Linked DNA regions of Mus musculus: region 1 is linked to region 2. The links are chromatin loops, found by intact Hi-C in ENCODE. Cell type or tissue: left cerebral cortex. All regions are shown on one strand. Links, peaks and the distances in the headings refer to the core of each region. The heading gives the core; the rest is flanking DNA. Region 1 overlaps Glis1 (GLIS family zinc finger 1). Region 2 has its middle 28 kb from the start of Gm52673.

What was found. Hi-C counts contacts between places; a loop is a spot of excess contacts. Peaks named below come from ENCODE experiments on the same cell type or tissue, not always from the same donor. Only the 100,000 strongest peaks of a DNase experiment are listed, where the experiment ranks them.
Region 1: a loop joins it to region 2, with 8 times the contacts of the local background. A loop is called at or near these places in 7 of 42 quality-filtered maps.

Annotation. Positions count from the first base shown.
Region 1 is chr4:107,483,801-107,489,170 of GRCm38, reverse strand. The region is part of intron 2 of Glis1 (GLIS family zinc finger 1); the gene reads right to left. Among named protein-coding and RNA genes, the nearest start is that of Gm46866, 51 kb to the right of the region's middle. In left cerebral cortex, for the core only: a CTCF peak has its summit at 3,074; DNase peaks (open chromatin) are centred at 2,717 and 3,076.
Region 2 is chr4:107,650,890-107,656,259 of GRCm38, reverse strand. No RefSeq gene overlaps it. Among named protein-coding and RNA genes, the nearest start is that of Gm52673, 28 kb to the right of the region's middle. In left cerebral cortex, for the core only: a CTCF peak has its summit at 3,118 (motif pointing right); DNase peaks (open chromatin) are centred at 3,142 and 4,853.

The sequences.
Region 1 (5,370 bases), core at 164-5,163, 170 kb after region 2:
TTCCTCTCAGTTGTCTCCTGGCTCAGGGGCTGGGATAGAGTGGCACACATAAACATTTACTGCACAAGCAGACATTTATTTAGAAGGATGAAATCCAACTACATGGACCTAATTTTTCCCAGAAAAAAAGAGAAAGCTCCTTCTACCCTACACATCCCTCTGCCACGCAGGACAGTGACACTCTAAAGCTTACACCGAAGCCTTTGTGGCCTGCTACTCAGCAGGGACGTAGGAAAGGAGCCCTGGGAAGAGAAACTACACAGTCCCTGGGTCAGGGCGACTTGGACCAGCACTACCTGAAGTGTGTGTCACAACCAACACTTCCACACCCCTGGAAACCGCCAAAAAGAACAATTCTCAGGGCCTGCCTGCTCTATGGTGAGGCTCAATGGAGACAGGGCCCAGGAACTGGGTGAGCAAGCCTGCAGCCCTGGGAGGTGAGAACCCTTGGCAGCTACCATAGCCCTGAGTCATTTCCTTTCCTGGTGCCTCAGGTTCTGTCTCTGGGGACAGAAACCAGGTAACTGTGCTCCCAAGGCATGCACAGATAGTACCTGTCTGACCCAGAGTCCTGTGACCCTGTGAAACACGGAGGGGACATCATGGCATACCCAGCCCAGGTCCAGGACAAAGGCCCATGACCTCCAAGACAGTAGTTCTCAGCCCCTTTGTGGGGGCTGCACATCAGATATCCTGCATATCAAATATTTATATAACAACTCATAACATTAAACTTACAGTTATGAAGTAGCCATGAAAGAACCTTATGGTTGGGGGTCCCCACGGCATGAGGAACTGTATTAAAGGGTTGCATCATTAGGAAGGTTGAGAACCACTCTTCCAAGAGGTGTGCAAGGGAAGACTCAAGTGGCTCAAGTAGAGGCAGACAAGCAAAACCTAGGGCTTCAGCACAGCCCTCTGAGACTGAGTCAATGCTGTCTCCATTAAAGGATGCCAGCTCACAACCCTACAGCACTAGAAGGGACCTGACAGCTCTATTTTACAGAAGGAAGACTGAGGCCTGAGGTCATCCCAGCAGAATATGGAGAGCCAAGCTTCCAGGAGCCAGGGGGAGTTGAAGCAGATAGACTTTGAGACCCCTCCTCACTGTGGCCATGGTAATAGGTCAGCATGTAGTATCACTGACTTGGTACTACCAACCCAGTACTGATGACCTAGTATTGCTAACTCAGTACTGCTCGCTAGCGTCAGGCCAGGAGCTCACACAGGCTGAAGAGGCACAAAGCCTGTAACCAAGCAACAGCTGGTTTTCAAACACCCCCACTTTTGCTGGACTGGGGTCAGAAGTGGGGTCTACATAACTTCAATAAGCTAAAATTCCCCAAATGGCCTCTTTCCTGAGTCTGCTCTCATCCCCACACTCACACAACCATTGCTCTCTGAGCACCTTCTGTATGTTACTCCATGCGGTGGCCTTAATCCTAGCTAGGACAAGACATTCAGTACCTCAGGGTCTTATTTCTCTGGATTTCTAAAAAATTCATTTATTTTTATTTTATTTATGTATGTGTGTGTGTGATGTGTGAGTTTATGTCCACTACACACATGTGGTGCCTGCTGATGCCAGAAGGCACTGGAAGTCCCTGGACATGGAGTTAAAGTGTTTGTGAGTTGCACGATGTGGGTGCTAGGAACCAAACCTGGGTCCTTTGGAGAAACACTATGAGTGCACCCTTAGTCACTAGGCCATCTTTCCCACGCCTACAATGAGGCTTAGAGAAGTTTACTGACCTGCGTGCAGCACACAGAGAGACAGGATGAGTGGACATAGATGCCTGTATCCCACCCATTACCCCCCCCCCATATCAGAGGCTTGGGTTTGTACCTGGTTCAGCCTCAAATAAGGGGACCATGATGCCCCACAGCCGGCAGGGACACCCTAATTTGCCTTTGGTCTTCGGGGAAACCTAAGAGGATATTGAAAAACGAAGCCATGCCGGCAGGTAGCATCACCCAGATCAGCTTGTGTGGCTGACCTCATGCACAGACCTCCAGAGCATTGCGCCCCACTCCCCTCACTCCAGGCAACAGGCCAGCTCTCCCATCTCCAGAGAGCTTACTACACAAGCAGGGAACAGAAAGACCCAGACTCCATCCAGCCCCCTGGCTGCTTCTGTTGAGCTGACACTGTCTACCACCCTTTCCTCCAAACCTGCCCTCAAAAGCTCTCAATGGGGACTGTATCTCCCCACTCCATCCCCACCCCAGCCTGTAAAATCACCCAGAGCCAACAGCCAACAGGACCTTGTCCAAGCAACTCCGGGCAATCGTAGAGGAGAAAAGGCGGTTAGACTTTAAATTAAATAGAACCTTCTCTCTTTATTTCCAGTAAGAAATCATAGACTTGGTTCAGGTACAAAAAATTAATCCCTGGGTTCAGTTTGGGATTCAGCAAATTAGCACCATTTGCTCTGGTTTGGGGTCTGAGGTTTAGATCGAGCCTAGAGGAAGAAGCAATCTGGGACACCCCACACCACAAGCATCACTTGCAAGCTTTGTGGCTCCACTTGAGGGACAGGGATAGGAAAAGACCCTTGGGTGGAGCCAGACTCCTAGTTACCCTCTGGCAAGTAGCCGTCCAAGCCTGAGTAGAAGAGCTTCTCTGTGCCAGCTGGGTCTCCTCTGTGTAGGCTGAGCGCTGGTCACAGCTTCCTTGAAGCTCCCCATCTCTCTGCGCCTCTCTTCCTCTCTCACCCCTCTTCCCTACACCACGCATGTCACTCACGGCACTGCACCCCAGCTGGCAGCCTCAACAGCATCCCTAGAGAGCCTGCATTGGTCCCACTGTGACCTACTCACCCTGTACTTCCCAGGATACTCACTCACTGAGAGAGGCCCCCACACCCAGCAGAGCAGAAGCTCACGCACTGTCCTGGTCACAGACCAATCCCTTAGGGGAAAACTGGGTGGATCAAGCAGGAACCTGGCCCCTTTCTAGACACAGAACTGCCCTTCCAGTTGGCCAGGTTTGGGTCCTGGGGCCAGAAGCAACCCTCCCTCTCCTTCAACCCCCCCACTCTAAGCTCAAAGCACACCCTCTAGCACCCTCTAGGGCCCAGGCAAGGCATCTTCCTGCCTCCACCTTCTCCACCCAGAGCTCTGAGAACCCCTCCAAGTGCAGGTGCTCGCTCTGGAGCACTTGCAGGGGAGAGGAGTGGGCTCTGCACAAACGAGCCTTCCTTCACACTCCACTCTTGGGCTCTGTGAGCACTGTCCGCAGAGCGAGAATGGTGATCCCTACCCTGCAGTCCCAAAGATTAAGACGCGACCTACAGCAAGGACCTAACCCAGCAGCAGGCATACACAGTAAGCACCCTGAAACCTGAGTGCTGGCATACACAGTAAGTACCCTGAAACCTGAGTGCTGGCATACACAGTAAGTATCCTGAAACCTGAGTGCTGGCATACACAGTAAGCACCCTGAAACCTGAGTGCTGGCATACACAGTAAGTACCCTGAAACCTGAGTGCTGGCATACACAGTAAGTACCCTGAAACCTGAGTGCTGGCATACACAGTAAGTACCCTGAAACCTGAGTGCTGGCATACACAGTAAGTATCCTGAAACCTGAGTGCTGGCATACACAGTAAGCACCCTAAAACCTGAGTGCTGGCATACACAGTAAGTACCCTGAAACCTGAGTGCTCCTTCCTCCTGTGTTTAAGGCGCCTTTCACTTTCCCCTGCACCAAACAGGAGCCCAGACAGAAATGAGCTCCACACAAGGGGTTGACAGTCCGCCTAAGACTGTGGTTTGTCTATGAGGTATGGTGGGATAGTTAACAATGGACACTGCCACGTGTCAAAATAAGCAGAGCGGGAGGAACCAAACAGGCTTCCTCTTGGGAGTCCAAGCAGGAGCCTCCAGAAGAGAACAGGAGAACACAGCGCAGCCTGCAGCTTGCTAGAGATGCCTGGGCTGCGGATGCACGGGCTGCTGCGGCAGAGTAGGCGCTGCTAGGGAACCGCTGCGGACAAACACCCCACACAAGACATCGCAGCCTCAACCTCACCTCACACTGTTCCCAAAAGTTCTGCTTCCTGGCCAGTCTACCAGTGCAGGATGGACAGCCAGAGGGAAACAGCCCAGTTTAAAGGCAATAAAAATGTTTTTTTTCTTGCTAAACAAATTAGTTTACATCTGGTGATGTGCAAATAAATAGAAGGACCCAGACCAGACGTCTCCCAAGGCCTGGGCCTCACTCTGTTTGGACCCAGGCCTAGGCACCCGCCAGGAGCACCCTTGTCTCTCGCTTGCTCTCACGCCATCCCTGCTCCCCCCTTCCCACAACTCTCCGTGCTAACTGTCCATCCCGAGGTTCCCAGTCTTCCCCTTGCTCAAGGGAGGAGCTGGCCTCTGGTGCTTGCCCCATGTTCCTTCCAAGCTAGCCTTAGGCAGCGCATGTATGAAATGGGAACAATGGTCTCCTCGTGCCAGAGCTGTGGGGGGAAATAAACATCTCTGAAGTGCCTGGCACTTAGAAAGCATCCCCATGGTGTGGGGCTCCTCCACTGCTCCTGGCCCTAGCTCCTTGGGAAATACATGGAGTGGACTGTGTAGGGTCAGAAGCCCAGTTCTGCCTATGCACAGAGGTGGAGAAACACAGGCATTCCCACAGCACAGAGGGTCCTGTCAGTGGACAGTTGGCCAGGGGTCTTCAGATAGAAACAGCAGCTCCCAGTTCTCAGAACCTAGGAATTACCACCTGGAGACGGGCCACTGCTGTCCATCCCACCACACAGCGAAGCCGAGGCCCAGAAATTTCAATTTCAATTTGCCTGCTTTGGGAAGGAAGCCAGGCCTCAGCCCATGGGTATTTTCTAGTCCATGTCTGTGAGGAGAATCTGTCACATGTAATGAGGGGGTAGGACCACCAGCCCAGACTTTCCTTGGTGCAATTCTCCTGAAACTTAGAAATTTCGGGTTCCTGGGCCACGGAGCTCAGGGGAGACCTCAGTGGATGGGTACAGGTCAGTCAGAAGCAGAACAAGAGGGGAGGAAACCCCTCGGTCTAGGACAGCTGTAGAGGGAGTGTGGAGAGAAAACTGTGGACGGGATGGTCTCCAGAAACCCCTCCCAGTCAGAAGACTCCATCTGGCCTCTTTGGAACCAACTTTCTGATTCTTTCTGTCAGTGGGGTGGGTCTGTGGCCCTGCTCCTGGGAGCAAATCTAAAACAAGCCCTGTTGTTCCTTTCCCAGCCTTCTGGAGCCAGGAAACTCATCTGTCCTACTTAGTTCTAACTGTCAAATTGACACGGCCTAGACTTACCTGAGAAGAGAGCCCCAGATGAATTATCCGAATCACACAGGCCTACATGCAAGCCGGTGGGAGCCTGTCTTGACTGTTA
Region 2 (5,370 bases), core at 147-5,146:
GGAGACCAGAGCTCCAGCTCCCAGCTCATGGCCCTGGGCTGTCCCCTCTTCCTTCCTGCACACCTGTTCCCCTCTCTCCTAGGTAGGCATACCACACCCTCCCTCAGATGCTGTGAGACTTCTGCAGAACTATGAGTGTGGGGTTGAGGGATGTGAAAGGGACACCGAGGTGGAGACAGCTTCTTCCTGAGGTGGCTTTTGGTGCAGCAAGATGTGAGCCTCACATGTGAGCCCAAGGAGGAGGGGCCGTGTGGCCGCCTGTTGCACTCGCAGCCCTCACTTCAGTGAGCCAAGTGACACTCACCACGGGGACATGTGTTTGCCACCACAGACTTTGAATGTCTTGTAAAACTCACAATTTGTTCAAAAGAATAAACAGCATGAAAGAGGACACACAGCCTCCATCCAGAACGGGTGGGGGGCGGGGAGCAGTTCCAAGGCTGGTTTCCATTTAAACCACATTTGGAACGGCTGTTGGTTCTTGTGGAACTCTGGTCTGGGAAAGCCCTTCCCAGCACAGACTGGATACTTGGCCTGGGACACGGAGCCTCGCTTCCGTGTGTAAGACATGGATAATCATCAAGTGATTATATGCCATGCAGGCTGGATACATGCAAATCTCTCTGGTAGAGCAAGCATAGGAAGGCATAGCTGTCAACTCCTCTAGGGGACAGGTGTGAGTGCAGGCTGGGTCATCCAGCCCAGCAGGCTGGGATAGAAGAGGACTAGGGTCTGAGAGGTGGAGGTCTGTAGTCAGCTAGAAGAGGCAAGGGCCGGACTGCAATCAGAATGTGGATAGATGGGACAGAAGTGGGTCCTGGAAGAAAAAGTGACAGGTGTGAATGCTCTGAAGTGAGTAACAGGCTTTCATATCTGAGGATCTCAGGGAAGGAAGCAGGGCCTGGGCCCCCAGGATGAGCCACACCAGCCTGGGCAAATGGAAAGGCTTCTCAAGGGAAATGTCTCTAAGAAGGCTCTGACGTGGGGCTGGAAAAATGACTGCACACCAGGGTACTTGCTGCACAGACGTGCTTGAGCTGGAGTTCCCAGAGCCAGAGTTAAAAGCTGAGCATGGCCACCACCGTGCCTGTAACCCTACTGCTAAGGGGGAAGGGTGGAAAGACAAGGATGTCCCAAGCTCCATGGCTGCTGGCCTAGCTTCAGAGGCAGAGAGAGACCCTTTCACAGAGGAATAGGGGAGGCATTGTAGAATAGGGCATGAGATGGCCTCCTCTGGCCTCCACGTGTACACACTGGCACTTGCATCACACACACACACACACACACACACACACACACACACACACACACACCTTCTTCCTGCACCCCACAAAGAAGCCTTTTAGCACTGTCAGGAGCCCTGGGCGGGAGGTACAGTATCCTCTGGTGTTGAGGGTACCTTGGCATGGTTTGGGGTTGGTATGTGGAGAGATCCTGATGGGTTATGAGTTGAGCAGACTCCCCTCCCTATTGATAACCGGGGTGGGGGACCCAGAATGTCTTCTCCCATTCCATCTTCAGAAGACTTTGTCAACCCAGCATGAAGGACAACCAGGAAGGTCAAAAATGTGCCATCTGTTGTGTGGCTCTGGTGTCCCTGTGTCATTCAGGGTATGTCCGGGTTCATTCTTGAGGGAGTTTCAGCCAAGAATCATGACAAGGCCTGGTCCCTGATTCAAGAGACAAGAACACTGGGGGTCAGGGAGAGTTTTAGATGTGGAGTTGGAGGAGCTATCAGGCAGGGCAGGATGGGGCTGGATCCTGGGGCTAAGTCTAACACCACACTGAGAAGGATGCTCCTGCCAGCCCATGACAGTAGAGGGTTAGCTATAGACAGGGACAGGTGCATCCTGGGAGGGATGCAGTCAAGCAGGAGTTGGGCAGTGCTTCTGGCAAGCTGCTGAGCGGGACAGTGCAGTGCCCACAGGATTTAGGAATGAAGACAGTTTAGAGCTCCTTCCGTGGGCCAGGAAGGAACCATGAGTGCGTGTGAATCCAGCTTCTAAAAACCGAGCAAGAGGCCAGGCATGGTGGGGCATGCTTTCAGCTTCAGCACTCAGAAGGCAGAGGTAGGCAGATTTCTGTGAGTTTGAGGCTAGCCTGGTCTAGAGAGTTCTGAGACAGCCAGAGCTTAATAATGAGACCCCCATCCAAAAACAATTTTTTGAGTTAGAAGTGGCCAAATAGTAATAGGTGGTAAAGAAGTCTACTGTGTGTGTGTGTGTGTGTATGTGTATCTGCACGTGTATGTATATATGTGTTTATAGGTGCATGTATCTGCATGTGTATGCGTGTTTATGTATACGTGTGTATATGTGTATCTGCATATGTATGTATATGCATGTGTCTACATGCATATGTATGTGTGTGTATGTATATGTGCATCTGTGTGCGTGTGTTGTGTGTTTGTGTGGCCAGCTGTCATGGGGTCTCGCAGATGAGGAAGAAGGAGATGAAGCTTATGTGCAAAGGACATGGGAGGGACCTTGGTTCTGAGAAATCGAGCATGGCGAGCTCTGGAGGGTCCTCGAAATGGCATCTGTGGTGCGGACTCGGCAGAGAGATTTCAGGCAGGGAGAGGGGCTTCGGGGGATCTCCTGAGGCTAGGATGTGAACTCCTGCTCCCAACCTGACTGGTGAGCAGCGGGCATCCAAGAAGGCTCTGGGGAGGGAGAAGAGTGGAGACAGTGAAGGGAAGGTGGGTCACCTGGGGGTGGCGGGGTCAGGGAAGGGAGTCAGGTAGGGATGAGAGTCTGGGGCAGGCCCCTCTGGCCCTGGAAGCCCCCTTCTCCAGCACACAGTGGCTCTCTCCCAGCTCTGTGCTCATGCCAAGGTAGGTCACGTGGCCCCCTGCCAGGATCCACGGTTCAGTTTCCCTCTATATGATGAATTTGTGAAGGGCAAGCCACGTCCTCTGAGGTCCTTCTGTCCAAGCTTCTCTGACTACTGGTTTGGCTCTGCTCAGAGGCTTGTCCCAAGCCACTCAGTGAGCTCAAGGGGCTGCAGCCCTCTGGCCAAGTTCACCACATAGCCCAGCCCTGGGCAGCCTTTACTGGACCTAGGTTTCTTCCCACCTGCAGGTGCAGGCTGGTGGAGAGAGCCAGAGAAATGGCCACAAGGGGCCGCTAGGACCCAACCCAAGGCTTGCCTGAGTGTAGTCCCTCTGCTTCCAGCTTCCAGTCTGCGGTGGAGCAGGATGCAGAAGGCACATAGACTGGGAGAAGCCCCCGGGGCCCTGCCACCTTCTGCTTCCTGCAATTGTGTATGTTCACTCTCCACTGCCCACCCACAGCCTCGGGGCTCCTAACTGTAAGGTGCCCTGGATGCTTTAGACTTTGCTGTTTCACCCTGGCCCATCCCTCACTCCTCGTAGGAGTTTTAGGAGGAGCCTGACCATACAGAGAGGAAACAGAGCCAGTGCTTTCAGATGTACAGTCATGAGCCCCCACAGCATGGGAAGCCGAGTGCTGGGTCTGGAGGTGGGTGGACTCTGATTCTATCTGCTGCCCCCTGGAGGAAGGCGGTGAGCCTGGGGCAGGGACTTTAAGCACCAGGAGACTTTAGATAGGTCAGAAATTTGTGTTTAGAGCAGTTACCCCAAGAGGCCCTGATGTAAGGGGTGTGTGTCCACCTGCTGATAAGGCACTGTGAGGGGTGGCAGCTCACGCCGGGGGGGGGGGGGTGGCGGAGGCTGAATGCTCACTGCTCTCTTCTTTTATTCAAAAGTCAACCACCCCCTGTCCTAGCTGAGGATCTAGAGCTCATACTGGACCAGGCCTGACTAGAGGGAAAGTGCTAACCTATAGTGGATGATCAGAATGGGGTCCTGGTTGTTGACATTTCTTCTAGGCCCCGCAGCTACCTGGCAACAGCCAGGTGTGTCTGACTCACTATAAAAGGGGCTGCTTGCCCCCTCCTCACTCTCTACTCTTCCTCTTGCTCTTCCTCTCTTCCCCTCTTCCCTCTCTGTCCCTTCTCTCCCAATTCCCCTCCCCCCCACATGCTCACGGCCCACCTATACTCTCTCTCTCTCTCTCTCTCTCTCTCATTCTCGCTCTGTGTGTGTGTGTCTGCCTTTCTCTGTCTCTACTACCCCCTCAACTTCCCTCCCCATGCCCTAAATAAACTCTATTCTATAATATAGTCTTCATGTGGCTGGTTCCTCAGGGGGAAGGGAGGCACCCCTTTCCCCCACACATACCTCCCTTCCACCAAACATATCTCTGGCTTCTTTTTCTTTTTTATAAAACACAATACCAGTGGCTCCATAGAGCAATAGTCTAGTGAGGGAAAAGGGACAGGACCCAAGGCTTTGCTTGGGCTTCTGAACTTTATACCACTTAACAGGGATATATAACTCCTACCAGCTTAGGAGGACCAATGGTTGATGAGCTTGTGTGTGTGTGTGTGTGTACACTAACAGGAATCCTGGTACCTTCAATATACGCCCCCCCAAATATCCCTCCCGACCTGTTCTGAGGAGTGCAGATTGGAGGGGGTGTAGGAGCTGAGGCTACAGGGCAAATGTGGGGAGTGGGGTGGCACTTGGGGACCTCTTCACTGAAGCATCAAAGGCTGCTGGGAAATGTGTGTCGAGTGAGGTGGAACGTTATGGAAATCGTCTCCACTGCTCTGTGGCCTGAGAATTCACGGTCAATGAGAAGAAGTTCCCTTGGTCCCGTATTTTTTCCTCTCTTTGAAAGTAAAAGCCTTAGGATCAAACACACGCAAATCGTGGTCATCTGTCTCTCCTGCGCTCTGCTAACTCCACAGAAGTGAACAGGACCGAACGGTTTAAACTCTTTCCAGCACTGGAGGGTGGAGCCAGCTGGCTCTGAAGTCTGAGTGTGCTTACAGCGCGTCCTCACACGGTCGGTTCCTGAGAGCATCCCTGCTGTCACTGGGCGTCGCTGAGCTTGACTCAGTTCCTGTCTGGACTTGTCCACCGCAGGACACTTAGCTTTGCTGAGTCTTATTCTATGCCTTTCTTGCTCAGAGTGATTGATTACATGCACGTAATATGGATTTCCATTTTTCTCAAGGTAATAAAAATAAGGCTGTTTCAAAAAGTCGTACTTCTATGGTAACCAGCACCCCTCCCCCAAATGACCTCATCAACCCAACCTTCTTTCCTCTTCCAGGGCAGCTGCATTCACAGTCCCAGGTTGCCTAGCAGTGTGTTAAACCCGAGCCAGTCCCTGGAGACAGTTCTATGGGCATCTAGGAGGGTAGAAAATACTCCCTTTCTTTTCATGATTCCCAACACACACACACACACACACACACACACACACACACACACCCCTCCTGGGAGCTTTAACACACATATTTCCATTGAATCCATATTCCAGATATATGTTACCACGAATT